Linked DNA regions of Homo sapiens: regions 1 and 2 are each linked to region 3. The links are chromatin loops, found by intact Hi-C in ENCODE. Cell type or tissue: HCT116. All regions are shown on one strand. Region 1 overlaps PCDH7 (protocadherin 7). Region 2 overlaps PCDH7 (protocadherin 7). Region 3 has its middle 67 kb from the start of LINC02497.

The links. Hi-C counts contacts between places; a loop is a spot of excess contacts. Peaks named below come from ENCODE experiments on the same cell type or tissue, not always from the same donor. Only the 100,000 strongest peaks of a DNase experiment are listed, where the experiment ranks them.
Region 1: it touches region 3 in a loop (4-fold over the local background); 3 of 110 quality-filtered maps call a loop at or near these places.
Region 2: a loop joins it to region 3, with 4 times the contacts of the local background. A loop is called at or near these places in 2 of 110 quality-filtered maps.

The regions. Positions count from the first base shown.
Region 1 is chr4:31,048,050-31,056,049 of GRCh38, forward strand. All of the region lies in intron 2 of PCDH7 (protocadherin 7), which reads left to right. Among named protein-coding and RNA genes, the nearest start is that of LINC02497, 120 kb to the right of the region's middle. In HCT116, no CTCF peak of the experiment used is centred here; a DNase peak (open chromatin) is centred at 3,256; H3K4me3 peaks cover 1,079 bases; H3K27ac peaks cover 8,000 bases.
Region 2 is chr4:31,086,458-31,094,457 of GRCh38, forward strand. All of the region lies in intron 2 of PCDH7 (protocadherin 7), which reads left to right. Among named protein-coding and RNA genes, the nearest start is that of LINC02497, 81 kb to the right of the region's middle. In HCT116, no CTCF peak of the experiment used is centred here; DNase peaks (open chromatin) are centred at 2,634 and 3,614; H3K4me3 peaks cover 359 bases; H3K27ac peaks cover 7,918 bases.
Region 3 is chr4:31,234,254-31,242,253 of GRCh38, forward strand. No RefSeq gene overlaps it. Among named protein-coding and RNA genes, the nearest start is that of LINC02497, 67 kb to the left of the region's middle. RefSeq lists enhancers at 1-950, 359-538, 2,307-3,506. In HCT116, no CTCF peak of the experiment used is centred here; DNase peaks (open chromatin) are centred at 398, 2,718 and 3,178; H3K27ac peaks cover 6,116 bases.

The DNA of each region.
Region 1 (8,000 bases), 190 kb before region 3:
GAGTATTTGTTAGAATATTAGTTCCATGAAGAAAGGGACTTTTTCTTCTTTCATATAATTGTATCTCTACTATCTAGTTAAAGATTGGTACAGTAAATATTTTTCAGAAAATATGTAAAATAAATTTATTATTAACTACTAAATGCTGTTAAATGACAAGAAAAAGAATATCTCAGGAGTCTTGAAAGGTAGAATATTAATGAGAGATGTTTCTGGATTTCTTTATGGCTCTACTCAGTCCTCAGACAAGAAGGTATACATCTATCAAGTCCAAAAACATGTTAACAATCAGAGTATCACAATTTTGGGTAAAATTTAGTCATTCTGTTTTCAATAAAGATTACATCCCACTAAGGCATGTAAATATTGACACTTTCTAATCCATGGCAATATAATTATTTTTAGTCTTCAGGCTTGATGCCAGTTAGAATCTTTCCATGTCAGTAGAATTCAGGACTAATTTGCTGTGATTAGCAAAGAATTACTTTGCAGGCTTTCTATTCATTTATGCAAGGACAGACCTGTTAATTCCAACTCACTGAATTTATATGGGATGCCCACAAAAGTCCTTGGAAGCCTCAAGCTTTTACTACAAATAGTTGATTTTTCCATATGCCAGATACTCAGCTTTTCAGGAGAAAGCATCCCACTAGTACTGTTGAAAAGAGAGAGAGAGAAAAAAAAAAGGCAAAGCTTAATTCTGTAAGTAAGGTTGCTATTGCCACTCAGCAAAGGAAATCGCACTTAACCCACTGCAGTGTAAGCTCTTCTTCCAAACAATCTGGAAAGAACATTATATGAAAATGTTGTCATAGCAGAGCTCCACAATGTAAAAGGACAAATTGCCCTTTGAGAATAAAAGTATAGTCAGGACAAAGACAAATATGATGATATGTATAATTCAACTGTAAACCAGAAACAGAAAAACAAGCTGTGGATATCATTTAAAAGTAATTTTTTTAATTATACTTTAAGTTTTAGGGTACATGTGCACAACGTGCAGGTTTGTTACATATGTATACATGTGCCATGTTGATATGCTGCACCCATTAACTCATCATTTAACGTTAGGTATATCTCCTAATGCTATCCCTCCCCACTCCTCCCACCCCACAACAGGCCCCGGTGTGTGATGTTCCCCTTCCTGTGTCCATGTGCTCTCATTGTTCAATTCCCACCTACGAGTGAGAACATGCGGTGTTTGGTTATATTGCTACTTGAAAGGGGCTTCAAGGCAGGCAAGCAAAAGTGAGAATAGAGTAATTGTGAGTGTTATAGGTAAGTATAACCCATTTCTTCCAAGTCATTATTAGGGTGTGATTTACAAGTTCAGTGATAGGAGGTATAGGCCCTAGTTAGGAGAAACCAGGCATGGATATGCAAGAGTGACACAGACAATGTGGGGCAGCCTGGGAAGCAACAGGCAAGAAATAAGCTACATTTCTTTCTCTTGCTAGTAACAGGGATAGGGCTTAAATCGTTGATATTGATTGTATCTGTTCATTGCACTGTAAGTGACAGAACACTTGACCCAAATTAGGTTTAGGTAAAGAGAAGTTCATCAGATTAGGTGTCCAAAAAGTTTGGAATTTGATCTGGCATGGCTGGTTACAGGGTCAGACGCCTTCATCAGGGCCCTGTTTGACTCTCTTCATCTCTTGATCTCTCTTTCCATCCTCAGACACGATATCTTTCTGTGATTAAAATATAGTACCTGATAGCCATTCCAGCATAGTCACATGGTCTCCAGTGAGGTCACGTGGACATATTTGAACCAATCATTTTCATGAAAGATAATATATTCTGATTGGCTTAGGCCCAAATCAAATGTCTACCCCAAGCTTAGGGATGGGATTATCTCTGCAGACACATCATAGCCTAAAAGCTGAAAGGGGTAGTTTTCTGAAGTAAAATAGTATATTTACACTAAAAATAGGGGAAGTGGATTCTGAGTGGCAAAAATACAAATGTCTACTTTATTGGTCAATAAATCAATAATTACAGAGAGATATGGGCATATCTCTCTGGCTGTGACAGGAGGTGCAGGACTCAGCAGTTCCTTTTGAAGTTCCCTGTGTTCAGTCTATACTTTGGCTTCAAGAATATGCTTCAGCAAGAAGCAGACAGAGAAGAGTACCCTCAGGCAGGCTTTTGCCAAACACTGGATTTGTGTCAGATTCATTGCACATCAATTTCGAGAAAAAACTTATAAAAATATCCTGATTTTGGAATTGGATGTTGATTCTATTACCATTGTACTCTGCTATGTAGACTACAATATTATTATTTGTTATACTGACAATATGTAGGTGGGGGCAAGTCTGGAAAATAAATTTTACATGACACAATAATTGTACTGACAGTTACATTGGCTCAGAAATAAAATAGAATAATGAGGAAAAATAAAACTATATATACTCAGAGTGCAAGGACTGTCCTCTGTTCAGAGACTTTTCGGTTGTAAAAGATGTCTTCTAAATATGATCCATGCTTCATTGTGATTGCCCTTGTTCAAGTATTGATTAGGCCTGTGGACATTAATGACAATAATGTGATGTAAAAAGATTTTATGGTAAGCATCTCATAATTTACTGAAATGATATTTATACTAAAGAGGGATGTGAAAATTTGTCTTGCCATTTCTAAGAAGCACATCTTTATAATTAAGTTACCTCTACTTCTACACTCACTGGACAAAAATTGGTGTAATTAAGTAGATAACATTTGTAGGATACTTTAGAATTCACAGAACAGGTTCAAATACTTTCCTCAAAAATCCTGTGAATTCATATATTGATTCTGTATTTTAGAGATTGATAATAGGACTGAATATATTTCCAGGGGTCACTTCCCTGCTTCACATTTATAGCTAGGTTCTCTGCTTCACATTGTCTATCCTCTGCTATGCTCGTGTGTTTCAAAAAGGGTGTTACTTGTGAATAGCACCTGAATCTTAATCGCTTAGTTCACATAATTATTTATCTATTTAACTGACTAATTTAACTATTTCACTATTTGTGTGATTTTTATTGGACCTGCCTTGGTAATTCCAATTCTTTCTTCAAAATATTGCCTATAAGCCACTCTTTGTTTAAGGTCTTCCTTGAATCCCCAAGCAAACATGCCTTGTCTATCATCACAGCCCCACCTTACAAGCATCTGTTAGCATGTCTCACTCCATTATAATGATGTGTTTACATGACTGTTTCTCCAACTGAACTGTGAGTTTCTTGAAGACAGAGACCATATCCCCTGCATCTGTTTATCTTTTGTTACTAGAGCTCCAGGAGTGTGGCACCTGAAGGTTAACCAGTGTTTGATGAACTAATGAATGAATCATACACACCAAAAATAGAGCAGCAGAACTATAGGATACAGTGACTTACTGAGGCATAGTGAAGCTACAGATAAGTAATCTAGCTTCCAGCCATAGAATAATAATCCCTGGATTTTATATGTAGGTTTTTAAAAATTGTTTCCTCATAGTTAGAAGTTGCCATTCTACAATTATATTACAGCTTGATTCTATTTCTTTATTCGGATATTAAAACCCTTAAATAATGCCCTTTGTTTTAAATTTAATTCTTAACAAGTAAAATAAAACAGCAGTAAATCACATGTTTATAATGGGTAGCAGCAGACCTTAAACCTTTACAGCATAAAAATAGCAGTCTCGAGTTGCTAACACATCAGGTATGCAATCTTCTGTAGAAAAATATTACACATTGTCTTAAGTAGGAGCAGACTTGATCTTCTCAAAACCAAAGCATTGTTGGGTGTGTGTGGGGGGCGGGTAGGGGAATTGTTCATGATATTTCATTTATTTAATATAGCTTCAGCAAATAATAGATGTCCTCTAATTTTGTGATATTTATCCTTGAATATTATGACATTCATTTGCTTATCAGTGGTATTCTGACGGACTATTTTTCTGTGGTTTCATTGAAAGAGTTGATTGGTAATTTTGCAAATATCTGAATTAAGTGTTAAGGTTATAGCTGTATATAATAATAGAAGGCTAATATTGCTCTGTGGTTTGTTACTATATATAATGTCCCTTTTTTTGTTGTCTGTTTTATTTTGTTTAAGGCATTAGAGAAGTGTTGACTTGAAGTGATGTTGGAGGAAATGATTTATCATGCCTGTTCCTTATCGACTTTAGTTTAAACAAAAGTGTCTTCTATACACAATAATCCTAGTGCCAGTGTTTTGAGTCTTTGCAAAACTGATACAGAATTCTGTCCAGTCTGAGTAACATCAAACTTTAAGTAGTAATATCATCCACACCACTGAACATTTTGAAACTACACAAAGGAATGTATCACCATACTATTGAACAAGAACTTACAGATTCTTGGAGTTTACAATTCAGTTGGGGCATTTTTAAAGTTTTATTGAGAGGTGGTAGATTAAATAATGCAATGAATTCAATCCAAAGATCATTCTGTAGTGAAAAGATTTAAAATATGTCCTTTTCTTTAAGGACATAGAGTCCCATTTACCTAGTCTTCACCCTCAAGACACTGTCCCAAATAAAAATGGCTCTTTAAGAAATAAAAATATAGTAAGTGACTGGAAGTCAGAAAAATCATACCAAGCACAAGTGATCCTGAAAATCTATCTGCATATGCAATTATAAAAGGAGCTTTGTTTCTGACACACAGCAAGCTTTGTTTAATATGATGAGCTGCTGCTGATGCCAGCATCTGACTATTTGGTTTATCTGTTCGTAGGAATCACTTGTGTGAGATTGAATTTCAAACTATTCTAAGGAGAAGAGTAAATGAAAATAATATAATCAAACCTTGTCCCTTCAGAATAGAGATTTTCATAAATTATTTTTATTTATGTAACAATTTTTTCTCCTTTTTCTCTTCAACTTTTCTTTACCCCCTTTTAAGTATTTTAATGCTATGGTGTGACTGCTATCTATTCGTCACGAGTCAAATTACTTTTTTTTTACCAGCGCTTTCTTTAATGGCTTTTTTTGAGAAATCAGATGCCAGATTCCTCTCTTTGCACCAGTTAGGATACCTTTTTGTTGGCAATTTGTGATTTTCCTTTGCAAATGCTAAAAATTAAATATGATGTATAAAAGCAAAAGCTTGTCTTCTTGCCTCTACCTCGCCTCACTTCCAGAGTTTTGCATACCCATCACCAGGCTAATACTGTGAAAACATCATTTTCAAAACACTACCCCCTACCCAAAGTCCTTCTTCACCCCTAGTCATTTAGACTATCCCAACCTATCTTTCTGAACTTTACATCCTGTCCCCCAAACATAACTTAGTTATTTTTCTTGCTTCCATGCATTTGTTTCTGCTGTTTCTTCAACTTATGATACATCATCCTTCCATCGAGGCCACTAACTTTGATTCTTTACGTCCATCAAAACTCAGTTTCAATAAGATGTCCTGGCTCACACCTGTAATCCCACTACTTTGGGAAGCCAAGGTGGGAGGATCACTTAAGGCTAGGAGTTGGAAATCAGCCTGGCCAACACAGTGAGATCCTGTCCCTACAAAAAATGAAAATAAAAAATAAAAAATCAGTTTGATTTCTTTATCTTCTGCTGAGTCATCTCTGCTCCTCTGAGGTCACTGTACTCTCTTTTTACTGTGACTTCATGACCCTCTGCATGGTACACTCACTCACTGTTCGTCACGTATATTATTGTCCCACATCCTTTTATGTATTTATGCTCTGTCCCTAAGCTAAGTTTTACTTTATTGGAGTTGGTAGTTACATATTATGATTCTTTTGATTTTCCCATACCATTTAACAAAGTATATAAAATAATATATAAAAATATGTTATATATAAAAACTAGGTTACTAAACTAAAATTTTCTGGTTATTTGAAATTATTTTCAGCAGCAATGATAATACATACACCTGGACCCTGGAACAACTTTTTTTGTTGTTTTTTGAGACATGGTCTTGTTCTGTCATCCAGACTGGAGTACTGTGCCATAGTCACAATCAGAGCTCACTGCAACCTCTACCTCCCAGGCTCAAGCAATCCTCCCACCTCAGCCTCTCCAGTAGCTGGGACTACAGGCACATACCACCATGCCCAGCCAATTTTTGTGTTTTTGTAGAGATGGGGGTTTCACCATGTTGCCCAGGCTGGTCTCAAACTCCTGAGCTCAAGCAATCCACCTGCCTCAGCATCCCAGAGTGCTGGGCTTACTGGCTTAAGCCACCACGTCCGGCCCTTGGAACAACTTTTGATCCCACAATCCAATCAGCTTCTTGGGAACAACATGTGAAATCAAAGCAGCCACAACAAATTTAACATATACCACGAGGGCTGAAAATTATTAACATGTCCAAGTTAGTACGTCCCAAAAGGGTTGATGATTATTAATTCTGCAGCTGGAGTTGCACAACAAGCAAAAAATACAAACTAACCTCTTACAGTGAGCAAGAACATCAAAGTGTGAAAGATACCACTAGTTTCAGCCACATCAACTTTCACAGAAGAGATACTGCTTTTTGAACATCTAGATCTGGTGCTTCTAACACATTGGAAAATTCTTTTAGTACCTCCATCCTGTGTAAGAAGATGAGAAAGTAACTGAAACATTTATCTTCATCAAATTCAAGGAAGTAATCTGAATACCATGAAATCAACTAAAGATTTCTATTCTTGGTGCCATTATATGATAAAGGCAGAGTGATGAAAGATGCCAAACAGGTGTGCTAATATCTGGTCTAGTATGACCTCAGTTCTTTTTTGTTGGTATCGTTCAGGTTAAGTTGTCTGCAGGTTTATTTTTAGAACTTAATTCATTGAATATTTTCTTCACATAGCATCTTTTATTTAAGAACATTTCTTAATGTTGAGTTTATGAAATCTATCAACCTGCCATAATTTTAGTTTCATCCCATTTCATGTTATTTACTAACTGCTGTAATGATCTTATATTGGCTTGCTTTCTTCTTCTTTTTTATAGCATTACCTCTAAGGGTTTTGCTCCTAGGAGGTTTTAGCAACTTATGAATAACAAAGCATTTATATTTCATCGTAGCAAATAAGGATTTGACATTGAAGCTCACTAGTTTTAGCTTCACAAATGCCTTTGCTCCTTTTCTCCTTAACTGATATTTTTTTATTTATGTCATCCATCTTCAAGTGAAATGTTGTATTTATATAACCTCCTCCTGCACAGAAAAACATGTTAGATTTGTTTAAAAATAAACTATATTTTCAGTTTTTTAGAGCATTTTCTGTTAAAAATATTGATTTTCAGAAAATGTTAGTGTATTTTAATTGCCATGATGAGTTAAAATTTTTGAAAAACGAATTTCTACTCCCTTAGGCAGTAGTATAGTAGCTGTGCATTTTGGCATCTACAAAAGCTTTGGTAGTAATAGGTTTTTAAAAAATCTAGTTGTGTACCATAATGGTTTTGAGCAGTAGTAGATTTTTTAAAACTCCAAATGGCATTCACCTTAGTAAACATCTAGCAACATACTAGGTCCTAGAGTTGAGCCTTATAATATAAAGGCTTTGTTTTTTTATTTTTTTGTTTTTTTGTTTTTGACAGAATCTCATTCTGTTGCCCAGGCTGGAGTGCAGTGGCATGATCTCGGCTCGCTGCAACCTCCACCTCACGGGTTCAAGTGATTCTCCTGCCTCAGCCTCCCAAGTATCTGGGACTACAGGTGCCCACCACCATGCCCGGCTAATTTTTGTATTTTTAGTAGAGGCGGGGTTTCGCCATGTTAGCCAGGCTGGCCTTGAACTCCTGACCTCAAATGATCCACCCACCTCGGCCTCCCAAAGTGCTAGGATTACAGGCCATATAAAGGCACCTGCACCCAGCCATATAAAGGCTTTATAATCTTCTTTAAGTATTCTCACAGAAGACTCTTCCTCATCTTTGTCAAAGAGGAAATACTAAATAAATTATTGCCCAGGCATTGTAATGTAGGTCTCAAATTCTAGAACTGAGTAAATCAGTTGTAGTTAGTAATGTTTTCCCTTTAAGACTA
Region 2 (8,000 bases), 150 kb before region 3:
ACCCAGAGATTTGTAGGCTAAAAAATGCTTGACCCTAAATGTATTATCATACTTAATAAGTATTTTGTTTTGCCTTATATAAGATTTGAGGACAGAGGTATATTATATGGTATGTACAGAGAAAAGTAGTATAGAGAAAATTCCACTTTCAGAAAGAATCAACTTCTGTGGGGATATTTATATGTTTATGTTTCTGTCTCTGTAGGTATAGATACATTTCTTATTTATCTGTGAATATAAATATGTATTCATGGCATCTATCTTAAAACAGGACCACACAATAACATACCTGGCATATTAACAGCTTATGCCAGATAAAGATCAGAATTCCAAAGGGTCAGAGCAAAAGCACAAGGAATAATACATATTTGATCAAAATTCACTTGTAGACTAAGAGTTGATTGGCAGAGAACAAGCAATATTAAGCACTCAGCTCTGCTCAGAGAAACCACAGTGAATACATAGCCAAGAATACCATCTGTTGAATATGAAATTCTTGGATCAAGACATTATAGATACATTTCCCCAAACAGCAGGGACAGAAGCCTTTCTGGAAACAAAATCACAATAGAGTTGCAGAAAGGTGAAGTGAGAGAGAGGCAAATAACTGTTCTCTGCATTGTGGGGAGCAAGTTCTCTTACTGCTAGTGTGGAGTGTGATTAATTACATGGCATGGTTCACGATGGTGGTAGTAAATAAACATACAGCAGGTAGTCACCCTGTTCGAATAATTTCTACATCAGTACGTCAACTGCTAGCTATGGGTAGATCAAAATCTTTTTACTCATTGTGGTGTCTGCACCTTTTTTTCACACTTGGAATTCATTGTGTTCCCTGTCATTCATTATGTTTTATAAAGATAATAGAATGATGGCTGTGTGATATTCAGTAGGAAGATTTATATGAAAAGGTTGATGAATGATACTATTCTTAAGGAAAAACTCAAATACAATGCTATGCGTTTATATTTGGATCTGATATTCTCAGAAAAACCATGTTTTTCTGTACATTAAAATAATACCTTTACTAGAATGGACCTGCATCTTTTTTAGGGAACCAGTCTGGTATCTAGAGATAGATAGTTGTTGACATGGAAAGGATCTGTGTTAATGAGAAGAGACATAGAATGGTGGGCAGGAACAATGACACAGTAGGAGAAATAATAGTGGATACACAGCTGTTAGTGAAAGGACCTCCATTCCTTTAATTGCACACATTGAGAAAACATGGAAACCAATATGAAGGGAACTAAAATGTCGATTAATTCAGAATTTCATCTTGTCGCCGTTTTTGCATTCAGACGAATTACATTAAAACATTTTATTTTTACTTTGGAAAGTTCTATACTTTAGTTTTCTGGAGCATCACATATTAATAGTGGGATATAATCATTATTAACATGTAGTAGGTGCTCAATAAGTAGTTAAGGGAAGAAATATAATGATCATACAATAAAAGCACTCCTTTAAATGCTTTTATTTATTAACTCATTTAATTCTTATAACAATTCTAAGGAGTAGATGCAGTTAGGATCTCTAATTGTTTTTGTAAGGAAACTAAGGCAGGTATTTTAGGTGTAATGCCAAAAATCACTCAGTTAGTAAATTGATTCGAAATTGGAACCCTTTCTCCAGATTCTGTTTCTATCTACTTTGCTATATTGTTTATTCAAAAAGCCATGGTACCTTTTGAATGTGTGTTTTTAGGCCCATAGTAGACATTCATAATGAGATTATTTGTCTCACATGTTTACACAGAGCATCCATTGGGGACATTGTTATTATCTATTTAGAGGATAATAGAATTGCTTCTGTTTGCTTCTGTTAATTTTCTGTTAATTTTGGGAGATGTATATGACTTTAGGTGTCCTGTTATCCTGTTAATACTTCTATCAACAGATTACAAGCTACGTGAAGAGCAGCATAGTTATTTGGGTGAACTTGAATTTATAAAACAACTACTTAGAGAAAGTTTAGTCACTTTTCCCTTGGCTTTCCCTGGGCCTTTCTTTATATCTCATACGTCATAAATTTTGCTTTGTGTTGTATTTGTATACACCTTCTCTCTCCTAGGCCTCGTGAAGGCAAGAGTTATTATTTAATGGCCTTTATAATTTCAACTACCACTGGTAAAACATACATAAGTCAAACATATCAGTAATAATTACCAAAACTAGCAATGAAGAGAACATCTTATATTGTGATTTTGCCTAAAAACATTATTGCTGAGTCTTTTAAAAGAGTGTATTTGTTTTTTTAAAAATGTCAAACAAGTGCATCTGCTCTCTTAGAATTTCTGTATCTATTTCTGCCGTTTTTTAATGTAATCAAATTATGAGTCATCTTTTAAAAATAAGTAACCGTAATTCTTTTCACCTACGTAGTAGAGTGTAATAAAAGCTCCAAGAATCTTAAATGTTTTCAATAATAATGTTAAAATATGTTTTTATGCTTTAATTATTTTAATTACATGTTACAGTATATCATGTGTAACACCTAAAAATATCTTACACTTTAGGTATTCTATCTTTACTTCCTAATATGGTGTGTTTGCACTACATTTTTTGACTGTTTCAGGCATGCTATCTTCTAATTCTGACTCAGTCAGAAAATAGCTAAGAGCACCACTTGTTTGCTTTAGATAAGTGAGTTTCTGGCCATTCATCACCTCTCATACTGAAAATGACCACACTGCAGGGACATTGTGTTATTGGCAAAAGTTGGCCAAATTACATACCAGTAGGTATAATTGGACTATGTCTTCAAAACATTATGTTTATATTATAAACCATAAAAATGTTACAGTTTACAATGAACATAATATAATATATTTTAGGAATAGAAAAAGAATTTGTAATAAATACAGAAAAAACACATATGCCTTTTAAAGGCCACCCTGCTATTTTAACAGTTTAAGGATTTTTGGATACTTTACCAAAATATAAAATGCCAAGAAAATTTTTTTCTTATTTTTTTAATTTTTCTTGGCATTACTTTTGTGTGAAGCTGGGTAAGATTGTAAATTAATCTCTGTACTGAAAAGTGCTATATTAGATGCTGTATATAAAATGCTGTATATTAGATGCTGTTTATATAGATATAAAATATCAAAAAGAGTTTAAATCATAACCATGTTTTAATATTAAATTCCCAGTGTAGAAATATTAAGGCTAAATTCAGAATAGTGACATATTTACGTATGTTTTCTTACTTGAGAATTTCTAAAGCCATTTATAAAAGCTCCCTGTAACAATTTTCATTTTTTCCCCACAATTTTACTTAGTGATGCTCTTTGAATAGTAACTTTAGGTAATGGAGAAGTAACATTATATTCAGAGAACCATCAACTAACTCTCGAAGTATTACGACAAGGAAAAATCCGCAAAATCAGCTCTGTTAATGAGCTCAGCATTTTAGCTTTCAAACATTTCCGTCGAGTACATTTGCTAATTTTCTTTTACAGGCCCCAGATAACTTAGTAAGATTTTTAGAGTGGCTTGTCAGATGTAATTTGACCTAATAATTACCCTTAAAGATGTGATTAAGAAACACCTGACTCAGATGTCGTGTACATAGGCAAACCACAAGTCATCACCCCTTTCTCTCCTTTGATTTCGGTGGCCAAATGCCAAGTCAGCAGGCTATGAGAACTGGCCTTCAGGAATAACCTGCCAGTTTATAGCTTATTCAGGTCATTGTACCTATGCCAAGTAGGCCTAATGAGAGAGGATCCTTGGAAGTGTGCAAGCATTAAATGTATACATGGTTCTGAAAGACTTTATGAAAAAAAAGGAATTCTTTTTTTAGAAAATGTTTATTTTTAATTTTTGTGGGTACATAGTAGATGTATACATTTATGAGGTACATGAGATATTTTGATACAGGCATGCAGTGCATAATACTCACATCTGGGTAAATGGATTATCCGTCACCTACGGCATTTATCCTTTGTGTTACAAACAATCCAATTATGCTCTTAGTTATTTTAAAATGTTCAAATAAATTATTTGACTATAGTCACCCTGTTGTGCTAGCAAATACTAGGCCTTACTCATTCTTTCTAACCATTGAAAAAGGAATTCTTTCCCCACAAAAACCTTGTAAACTGTCTTTAATATACATGCAAACAAATATTTGTAAAAAGGTAATTCAATCACAAAGAATATTTGCAGTTTCACTAATTCGGATATATAATCTAAGGATGCCAAAAATATTTTTCTTCCTCTATAACTCAACATCAACTTTCATATATTTTGATCATTGTTTTTTAATCTTTGAAGTTCACAAATTGATGAGAAGCATAGTATTTTTTAAAGATATTTCTTGACTATTTTTTTCTGTTCTAAAATGTATTGACTAATGCTTAAGTCAATAGTTTAACTCCATGTCTCCATTACAGAATACCTATGAAAAGTGTTATTTAGATGCATTTTTATGCCTCCTCAAAGCTCATGATGTATCTACATTTTTTAAAGATACAAAACTGTTGTAGTTAAAAGCAACTTTATGAAAAACACTTGATGAAGTACATTAATAATTTGTCTCAATATAATGAGTATTTTGAGTGAGATAATGATTAGTCATTTTCAACATTCATTTCTAGCCCAGTTCATTTTTTAGACTTTCCTTCTCCAAAAACTTTTCTGGACATGTCTTTATTATATCCTGTCACCAAAACCTAAAGGTAAGTTTCAGAGCTTGCTGAGGAGTTATGACCCACCATGGGAAATAATGAAATGCCTTCACTGACTGATAGATGCATCCAAACCTATTAAGAATATCAATGGAAAATATCAGATGCATAACTTAAATTAGCTTTAAAGTGTGCATTTTTAGCATTCATATACTTCTTACCTGTAAAAGATATTAAAATAGCTACATGACATATATATGTATATATGCTTATTGATTTGATTTGTGAACTTTTATAGAAATATATTAAAATATAAAAAATGAGAAAATATACTTTTTAATTTGAAAAGGAACTTGAATTCCTTCCTGTGATATTAATAAAATGAAAACAGATTAATGTGGAAAATTGAATTACTTAAGTTATCCTAAATATCACCTGGATTTACAGTGATTTTTCAAACTTTTATTAATCAATAATTGGTTTAAGGTCTGTATTTTGAATGAACCATACTATTATGTATTGCAAGATGAAAAGGATAGCATAAAAATGAATTTGATGAAAAAGAATTTTATATCCTAGTTTAATTCCCACTAATCTTCTATCAGTTATTGTGAGGAACATTTACTGAACCAAAGCATAATATGTAATTATACATAAAAATATATAATTCTCACTCCACTTTGACATTTGTGAATAAAGTTTCCACTTAACTCAAGAATTTTACAACTTAGAAACATAGGGAGTGAGATTGTGGATTTATATAATTAAAGAGTAGAGCTAAATGCTTGCATGATTAAAGGAAATGAAAAATTAGGAGTATTTTTAATAGTTGAATTGTGAAATCATAATCAAGCTCAATCTGAAGTACGATGATTTCCATTCTGGTGGTCGTCTGAGTAATTTCTTGTCTGATGGAGTAGCTATTCTTCCCCCACGCACGTGTTTAGATTTTCCATATATTTTACATTTTGAGAAATTGCCTAATTCCCTGTTTGAAGAAGTGCCTGGTACAATGTTGATGTGCAATAGGATTTTCTTATGAATAAGAAAAGTAATCAACAAATATTTTCTATATATACATAGTCTAAAATGTACGTATTTCTATCTCTAAGAAATGAGATTATTCTCTTCCGTATAAATATAAAAGGTAAATGTCAAAATCTTTATCTTTGTTAGCTATGAAGTTGAAATAATAAATGAAATTCAAAGAACCTGCTAGGGATAGACGTTGGGGAAGGAAAAACTGAGGAATTAGAAAAAGCTACAAACATAAGATCAGATTCTAACCTATCAGCAGCGATAACATTTTTATTCTCCAGAGAGAATGGGTTACATTTCTCTGAAACTATTTGTTGTATTAAAATCTCAGAATATTACCATTGAAAGGGCTCCTAGAGATCATCTAGACCAATGGTTCTTAACTGATGTGAGGTTATGAGATGCTTTGTGAATATGGTGGGGGTTAAAGACCTTTTTGCTGGAAAATTACACATTTGCCCAGAATCACGATTTTGCACACAATTCTGCATACATTTCCAGGAATTCCAGTTTAATACAGGCAACCTATAGATGCAATTTAAGAGCCTCTAATTATTCAAAGTTCATTTTATAAATCGGTTGAATAAACTAGAGACCTAGAGAGGGACCAGCCTCTCTAAATCTAATTACATTGACCTTTCCTATCTCTCCAAGTTGTTTGGCCATTTGCACTGATAATGTTTCAAAGCAATCACCACTTTATGCTTAGTTTGTTCTCATTTCTATGACTGGATGGAAATGTGTGGGAGCAATTTCCACTTTCTACCAGAGACTGGTCCAGTTCTAGTACACAATTTTGTCTTTATATAGACGAAAATATTGCATTCTGTCATTTATCTTGTATCTGTGAATGACCATTTTAAAGCTTTGTCTGAACCAGGCTGTCCCACTTCTGTATTAAGAGTGTGCGTCTGCATCTATCCACCAATGAATAATGTGCACAGATAATGTGCAGTAGGGAATCTGTGGTCCAGTGATGGGCACATGGATGATGTATCCTTATTTCCCTCAGATATTGCCTGGTTTTTAAACAGGATAGAATGGTGTTTATTGTAAACCACAAGGAATTATTTTGAATTTCCTAAAATAAGAGCTGTATGACAACTAAAAAATAGCAAGAACATCCATTTTCATTACATTTATTTCATTATAGTTTAAGGGGTATCAATAACAGCACTGTTTGCTTCCCTCTTGCTGTAAGCAGTAGTCAAAAGGTAAATTCTGTTGTTTGCATTACTCCTGTTTAAGAAGAAGCATAATGAAATTTGGTAGGGAGAAAATGACTTACAGCCTTCTTTCTACTTTTTTGTGTTCTTTAAAAATATACATCTCTGAGTCCATTTCTTGAGGCAGTAGAATACCATACAGAGCTAGGATTTTCTTGAACAACATAAGGCCCATATTTGTTTTCTACAGCCTTATTTTGAATTTATAGAAATAAAGTGCAAGGTGCAGTGAATTTTCCACACACACACACACATTACTTGAAAAAGACATTTGTTAACTTAAAACTTAAACGTAAGCTTTTCTTAAAAGCATCAGTGCAAGTATATCCACTACATTGCAAGTCATCTTTGGTTTCTCCTATAATCAATTTAATAATTCTTGGATCTTGGAGAAGTTATACGTTGAAAGGCAACCACATGAGCCAAAGCGTCACTTCTTTCCTCTATCTTTTTTTGAGGATTAAGTGAAATTAAATATGGGAAAGCCTACTGTAAATAAAATAAAAGATCACAATATAATATAGAAGTTGATTATAAATTTTTATCAGTGTAGTGTGAGTGTTTCATCACTTAATAACTGGAATTTGTAAGCGATCTTTACCTTCCATTTTACTCAACTTTATGGTGGACATGTTTTTGGAAGACATGCATTCAAGGCTCTATCACTGTCTTTGGGAACCTGCTGTAACTTCCATCTGTACAATTTCCACATCCTCAAAATACTGATCATAACACTTGCCTCTTTGATATCCTAAGAAAAATTGAGTGAAATAAAATACGTGAAAACCATTTGTAAATTACCATTACTCAAGAGAAAACATGGTGATGATTCCACCCTCTTGAAATCTCTCAGTAAATGAAGTTGTGAAAACCAATAGCATCTTCAGGACCAAATATTTGTATTTGTGCAGATCTCTGCAACAATCTCTAGAACAGAAACATTCCAGACGTCCTAGTAGAAAGCTGAACCCCCATCCATTTAGATTTTTGCATTAAAATGACAGATTGCTCTATGACTATTACTTACTGGCTATTACATAAGGACATCTTATAACAAATCCGTGAAAGGCTGCAAATGGACAAAGCATATCTTAAAGACTAAA
Region 3 (8,000 bases):
GGCTATGTCTACCTACGTTTAACAACTCAACACTGACTGGCACGCACTAAGTTTGATGAGTAAATTAATGACTGTATCTTTCACAATTAAAACAATCCCTATATAGGATTTTATACCCATGTTGCAGAATTTAGTTTAGCTAAGATCTGGCTTTTTGTCATAGGACCAAGAAAATTTAGGCATCTGGACGCATTGGAGGGTGAGTAGAGCAAGATGTTATTGGGCGAAAAGGCAAAAAAAAAAAAAAAAAACCTCAGCAAAGCAAGATGGAGTTCTGCTAAGAAGCCCCCCATCTCACAGATTGATTCACAGATCACCACAGGAGCTGAAGAGAGCAGGCCCCTCCCCTGCATAAGCCGCAAATTCCCCATGGCTCCACCCACTTTCCCCAGTGAGCATTTCAGGCTCCAGTCCTCTGTGGGCATGCCCAGACAAGCCCTGGGCAGGTTCCCTCATCTGCACAAAAATATGTGATGTAAACACTTGTTGGGTGCGTGCAAGATTCTCTGGGGATCCCCTTTTACCTGTTTCAGTATTTGGCTGTTGAATAAATAGATAGGCAAGACCTTTCAGACTTTGAAGGAGGCCTGGGATACTTCTGTATTTGCCATTTGCTAATATAATATAAATAAATACATGTGTAACAAAGTTATAATATTTTAGCTTATTGAAATGTTCATATTAACCATTAAATTAGAAATGAAATTATGCAATTGACAGAGAATCTGCAAGATCATTGATTCAAGTACAAGCAATATAGTCCATTATTGAGAAACAATATGAGTTTAATGAATACCTTCTCTTATCTTGGCAAGGTATGCCTGTATCAACACATCACATGTACCCCACAGATATATACAACTATTATGTACCATAATAATCTAAAGTTAAAGTTTAAACAAAGGCCAGGCACAGTGACTCATGCCTGTAATTCCAGCACTTTGGGAGGTCGAGGTGGGCAGATCACCTGAGGTCAGGAGTACCAGACTAGCCTGGTCACCATGGTGAAACCCCATCTCTACTAAAAATATACAAAAATTAGCTGGACATGGTGGCATGCACCTGTAATCCCAGCTACTCAGAAGGCTGAGGCAGGAGAATTGCTTGAACCTGGGAAGCGGAGGTTATAGTGAGCCGAGACTGTGCTATTGCTCTCCAGCCTGGGCGACAGAGTGAGATTCCATCTAAAAAAAAAAAAAAAAAAATCTTGACAATGTTTCTCTGCTCCTATGTAACTTTTTGATGAAAATTTCTAAGTTCAAGTATGAGATCTTTCAAGCACATTAGAAACCTTTCTTAAGGTTTTTTTCTTCCTGGGCATAATTTGATGCTTTTACTTCTACGTTTAAAAAGAAAATCTTCTGATTAAGGAAGAGTTCTCAAAAATGCGTCTGTTTAAATGTAAACACCTAAACAAATTGAAAGTATTATTTTAATAAATAGTGAAAAGTAACACAAGCAAATTGAGCTAATTAAAGAAAGTGGAAAGGAAAATAAATTATCTTTTGTTCAGAAAGACAGTTCTAGCTAGGACACAATGGCCCATGAGGTATTATGAGAAAGCCAGAGAATATAAAGGACATGAGGGAGTCACTTACCTTTGGAAAAATAAAATAATCTTTAGAACTAAATATTTCTCCTTTTTTGCTATAGAAATATATTTATTTTATATTTTAAAATTGTACAACTATTATGTATCCATAAAAATTAAAAATAAAAAAGGCCTGAATATTTCTGCAACCTCACCCTTTCCTTTAATTTTCCTTCCCAATGGCTTCAATTCATTAAATTGCTTTCCAACCAATCTCCCTGTCTACAGTCTAGCCCTTTCTACACCACTGCCAGAATGAGCTCTTACAAATTCAAATCTGATTATGCCATTCTCCAGCTCAGAAAGCTTTAATGACTCCCCAGAGCTCTGAGTGAAAAAAAATCAAAGCCATAGAATGGCACATAAGCTTTGCCACCTGTTTACCTCTCTACGCCTTCTCCCTCCACCTCATCACCAGCATTACGAGCATCAGCAACAAAACAAGGCTCTCTGTTCCCTGAATGTACTTTTTCTTTTGGATCTCTTTGCACATGATTTCTCCTCCCCCTGGCAAACTCTCCCTGCCTTTGAATACATTTTCAGTTCTTATTCACCCTTTAAAAGAATTTTCTTGCATCTCTATGACGACTTCTCTACCCTCTGCCCCAGGCCCCTGAAGCCACGAGGACTGTCTCAAACAGACCCAGGCTGATAGAATGGCAGCAAAAGCTGCACAGATACCACATGAAGGCAGCCCTTTATTTGACTTCCAATTTTGTTATGGTTATAACTGTTGAAACCTGATAACGCTACTTGGCTTCTCTCAATTTCAAATTCCTTGGCAAAATGGAGATATGCTGATGCAAAAATTTGAAGTTTGTGGGGATGACACACAATACAGACTAAAGTAGGGTCATTGTCATTTACAGAAATTTACATTTCCAATTGGGAGGGTATATTTCACCTTCAAGTCTTATTTTCCTTTGGAGAGGTAGTTTGTGTCATCTTTCATATCCGTAGTACCTCATACAACCCCAGGGAGTAGGGTCTATCATTATTTCCACTTATAGAAGAGGAAAGTGAGTCACAGAGATTATTAAATCGTTGCTCAAAATGACAAACCTTGCATGTGTGGGTGCTGGGCTTTGGCCCTAAGCAGTCTGGCTCCAGAGTTCGTATTCCTAATCAGTAGTCTACGCTGCTTATGCTGTTAGTCTATTATAAGACTCTGACAGTCCTAGACGGTATTTCCACTTTGTAAGATTCAGCTTCTTGACTGGTCAAACAGGAGAAATAAAAATTTGTGAGGTAGTGGAGAACATCAAAGCAGACAATGAATGGTGAGCACATTAGTGCTTAGCACGTGGTAGTGAGTTGATGCTAAACTTATGTTGGTTCCCTGATATTTAAATGCCTCTTTCTAATCAACAATAGATAATGTGAAATACATGTACACATTGTTTCAAACTAATTCAGATTCTTCAAAACACATGTGGATAGCATAAAGGGAGGGACCTTTCACATTTCCAGATTTACTTATAATCATGATCCCTTGCCCCACTTGCCAGACACTGTAACCACTTCTAACAATGGTGACTCATGATTTTCCAGAATATTCCATGTAACATCATGCCAATATCTTCATTCTGTGTATTATCTCTGTTTTGAATTCTCTTTGATCTCTTCAATGACTTACAAATTACTCATCCTCTAAGGTGTGGAATTCTTCCAACCTTCCTGGGTAGAATCAAATGTTCTCTGTTCTACTCCCAATAATTTTTACTCTCTCAGAGCACACATTACCTTTGCTTACAGTGCCTTATTTGTATTTTTGTTTTTCTTACTGGATAAGTGATCTTTGAGCATTGGCTATGTTTTGTAATTTTATGAATCCCATAGATGATCTAACACAGTACCTGGCACATGACAATTACTTAGTGAGTGACAATTTGGGGTTTGCACCTGGTTTGTTCACAGCCACTATGGGTATAGACTAAGGGGAATAATTTCATAAACAGACTTATCTTCTGTATAGTTTAATTTTGTTGTATAACTAAAATGTCTAGATTTATTATGATTATGTCCTTTTAAAAAATGTGTAACAACTCTGGACAGGGTGACTCTTACCTGTAATCCCAACACTTTGGGAGGCTGAAAAGAGAATGTTGCTTGATGCCAAGAGTTCAAGACCAGCTTGGGCAACATAGCAAGACTTCCTTCTCTAACAAGAACAACAGAACAACAACAAAAATAGTGACGTGTGGGTACATGGCTGTAGTAGTCCCAGCTGCTTGGGATCACTTGAGCCCAAGAGTTTGAGGTTACAGCAAGCTGAGATAATGTCACTGTACTCCATTTTGAATGACATAATGAGGACTTGTCTCTTTAAAAAAAAATGTGTAACAGTTCTTCTCAGAAATGCGAATGATTGCATATAAAGAACAGTAATTAAAATGGTACTATTTTATAAATTTACTCTTTGTATTATTTCTAGAGCACTCTAACATTAAGACATATTTGTAGATTCTGGATAATTCCAGAGTGGACTTAGTTGAGTAAGAATGAATGACAAATGCTGGCTTTGACAAATATTGGTTCTCAGAATGAGAACTCATCTCCGAACATGTGTTTTACTTATAATCTTATATTGTTTCTAGGACATCATTTGTTTCTTGAAATTATCAAATATTTCTTTAAAACCAAACATAAACCTCAAAGGGACTCTCTTTCATCTCAATCGGCATTCAGAAAACTTTTATATTTGGTAAAAACATCGTATTAAAATGGGAGAGTTCCCTGACCTTTTGCAGGATGTGCAACAGGGATAAGCTCATCTGTTGGGCTGCCACATGCTCAAATCCCTTACAGGAGGGGCAACACACAGATGGGCAGGTGCAGGAGCCAGAGGAACCAGGGAGAGTGCTTTGGGGCTCCACCTCCATGCTAGCATTTAGGGGTGGGTGCTTGCAACTCCCAAAGCCCTAGAGGGTGTGTCACAGTGCTCTTTTAGCTCTGATGTTCACAGACAGCTTAAGTGTTAACCAGCTCAGTGCCCTCTTGGGACCTGCGTTCTCATCTGGCATCCAGGAAGGATTGTAAATTAGGGGGATTTTACTGCCAGATGGAGGTGGCTCTCAACAGGATGGATGGGAAGCTGGAAAGGGGATGGAGTGGGAAGGTGATCTTTCCTTGGAGTTTGGCTGTCCTGCGGCTGATCCCCTCTCCTATGATCCCCAGACGAACTCCACCTGATGTTCAGATGTTCTTTCTCTTCTCACCTCTCTGCCGTGCCACTCCTCTGTTCCTCTGCCTTTCCATTCTTCTGTTCATCTGTTTGTAGATCCTGGGGTTTGGGGTTTATATGAGTACAGGATGGAGGGGTGTAGTGGGCCAAAAGGCAAATTTGGGTGCAAAAACAGGAATGCTTGTTCCCATTTAAGGCTGTGAATTTCCAGGCTTGAGGGTGAGGCCTTTGCTGGGGAGCCACCCTCTTCTACCCGGTATTTCCCTGCCTCCATTAATATTATTTGTTTGTCAAAATAGAGTGATTTCTCAATAAACTATTATATCACACACCGATAAATGAATTAGAAAGAAAAGTTGCTTAAAAGGATAGACATTATCTGACTTGATTTTTATAAAATAATAAAAGGAAATTCACATTAAAAATGACATTTAAGAGTCATGTCTAAAAGTTTTTTTAAAGCATTTTTATTTGAGAATGAGAAGTTGTGACATTAAGAGAATGTATTACAATATTGTTTACCATGGTACAGCAATTCTGCAGTCTGTTTAAAGCTTCAGCTTTTTGAAAGGAGGTCCAGTTGCTGCACTGTAATAATGGTTTGCCTTTATTTATGCACCTACCCATTGTTTTTGAAGTCAGGTAATAGCAGCAAATCAAATGGCATATTCTCATTCCGTGTCACACATCTTACCCCTTAAGCATTAGGATAAACAGATGTGGCTTCGCCAAAGCTGTTGTCAGCAATACACTACTTCCAGTGACAATAAATTTTTCCACTAATGATATTAGGTAGTAGAATTGGTGTTTTGCACTGTCTTTTCCCACTACTCTATTTTAAGGCAATGCCTTTGTAAACAAACACTTATATAATGCAAGGTATTACATGGTGTGAAATAGGCTTGATCCATTAGTATGTTGTGAAGTTGGGGCTTAGGAAAATAAAAGAATATAATGTGATCAGTACAGCAAGGGAAAGGAACATTCTGTGCAACATAAACAACCTGACAAAAGGCAGGATGGCTTAGTTTTATTTATAAAAGCCTTTACATGCTCCCACATTTATTAAAACATGACCCTCTTGAACTCAGTCTGAGCAATATTAAAATGCTGACACAGAAACAATAAGGAAGAGTCTGCCAAAACATTTTGCTATCTGTGGTGATGTTTTTCATTTATTTTACCCTAGATAAAAAAGAATAAGGGAATTAGGGAACTCACTGCTTGTAATTTTAATAGCAAATAAACACCTACCTAATAATACCTCTGAGAAACTTGTTGGAAATTTATTTTTTATAAGCTCTCATGCCATGAGGGAGAAAGAGTTGGTTTTTTTTGAGAAACAGAATTTAAACCACTTTATATCTATTCTATGTAATAAAACAAGTGGAAAATGCTGTTTCTTGAGATTTGTTCTCATATAAAAATAGGAAAAACATGTACAGGAATTTTGACTTACTACAAGCCACTTCTATAGGCTTTTTAGAGGAAGCATTTAAGATTGTTTTTATAATGTTTCCTCCTCTTCCTCTTTCTTATTTTCCTTTCTCTTCTTTTTTCAAAAGAAGTTTATATTTTCAAAAGATTCGAGAAAGTATATTTGAGGACTTTAAAAAAGTCCAAATTAAATGTAAAATATCCGGTGTGTACTTTTATAAATGTTTAATGCAAATATAAATGTAAAGTTTTTAAAAGGCATTGACAGTGCTCTGATATGGAACTGTCTTTCATTTCTGTTCCTTAGGTTAACAGCCTTCCCTGCTTTTGACTTTCAGCTAGATTATTCAAAGGCTTGGGGACATGATCCTGTACTCACAGGACACCATACTTATTCCTATCAGAGCACCCAACAAATTGGAACTGTTGTTTTTCTATTGGTGTTTTCCTCTCAGTGACAATAAACTTGTCTGGCTTATTGATATATTTCTAACATACAGTATAGCGTCTGCTATGGACTAAGTGCATACATGATGTTGAGTTGAATTGAATCTCATTGAGTAAAAATGTCATTTGGGCTGAAAATGTCTTTGTTTCTATGTGCTTTTCAGCGTATGTATATCTGGGATATTTGTAAATAATTGTGCAAAACTAATATAAATGAAATTACAGACAATTCTTTTTTTTCTTTCTATGCAAGCACATAAGATTTTATTCTAAGTTTGCAGGTCATAAAGAGATGATCAAAGCATGTTTTCTGCCCTTAAAGGAGCTATAATCTGAAGGTATAGGCAGACAAATAGCTAAAATACATGACTTATAAAATAATTATCCAGAGAAGCTGTAATGACATGATAATTAATGCAGGTGGCAGCGGGATTCGAAATAAAAGGATTTGTGTAACAGATACTATGGAAGTGGAATATATTGTATTTGCCACTTAGATCATTAACAAAAAGAGATATCAGAAGGATTAATTGGTCTTGGTAGAAATATGCCTTTGCTCTTAGAGCTGTTGATTTCAAAGTGCCAAGAAAGCATTTGAATAAAAATGAATGTCAAGCTGTTGGAACTGTGCTTAGGAACTGGAATATTAAGGTTTAGATATTGTAGTAGGCTGTATCATGGCCACCCAAGGATGTCCACATCCTAATCCTCAAATCTGTGAATATGATTCTTTATTTGATGGAAAAAGGGACTTTGCAGAGGTGATTAAATTAAGGATCGTGAGATGGGCAGATTACCCTGCATTATCTGAGTGGGCATAATTTAATCACAAAAATTCATATGTGATAGGGGCAGGAAGTAAAAAGTCATTGAGAAAATGCACTGGGGACAGAGGTCAAATGGGAGAGAAAATGCTACTTTGCTGACTTTGAAATTGGAGGAGGGGTCATGGGCCAAGTTCTCCTCTAGAAGCTGAAAAATGCAAGAAAATTGCATCACCCTCCAGTCTCTGGAGGGAACAGGCCACTGCTGACACCTTGATTTTGGCCCAGTGAAACCTATTTCAGATTTCTGACCTCCAGACCTATATGACAATAAATCTTTGTTTCTTTAAGCTACTACATTTCTGGTAATTTGTCACAGCAGCAATAGAAAACAAATGCAGATTTTGGTACCTGAAAGTGGGGTGCTGCTGTAATAAACACCTAAATATGTGAAAATGACTTTGGAACTGGGCCATAAACAGTGGCTGCAGTAATTTCAAGGAGTGTAATAGAAAAACCTGGATTTCCTCTGACAGACTGTTACTCAAAATGTCAATGTTGAAGACTCTGCCTGTGA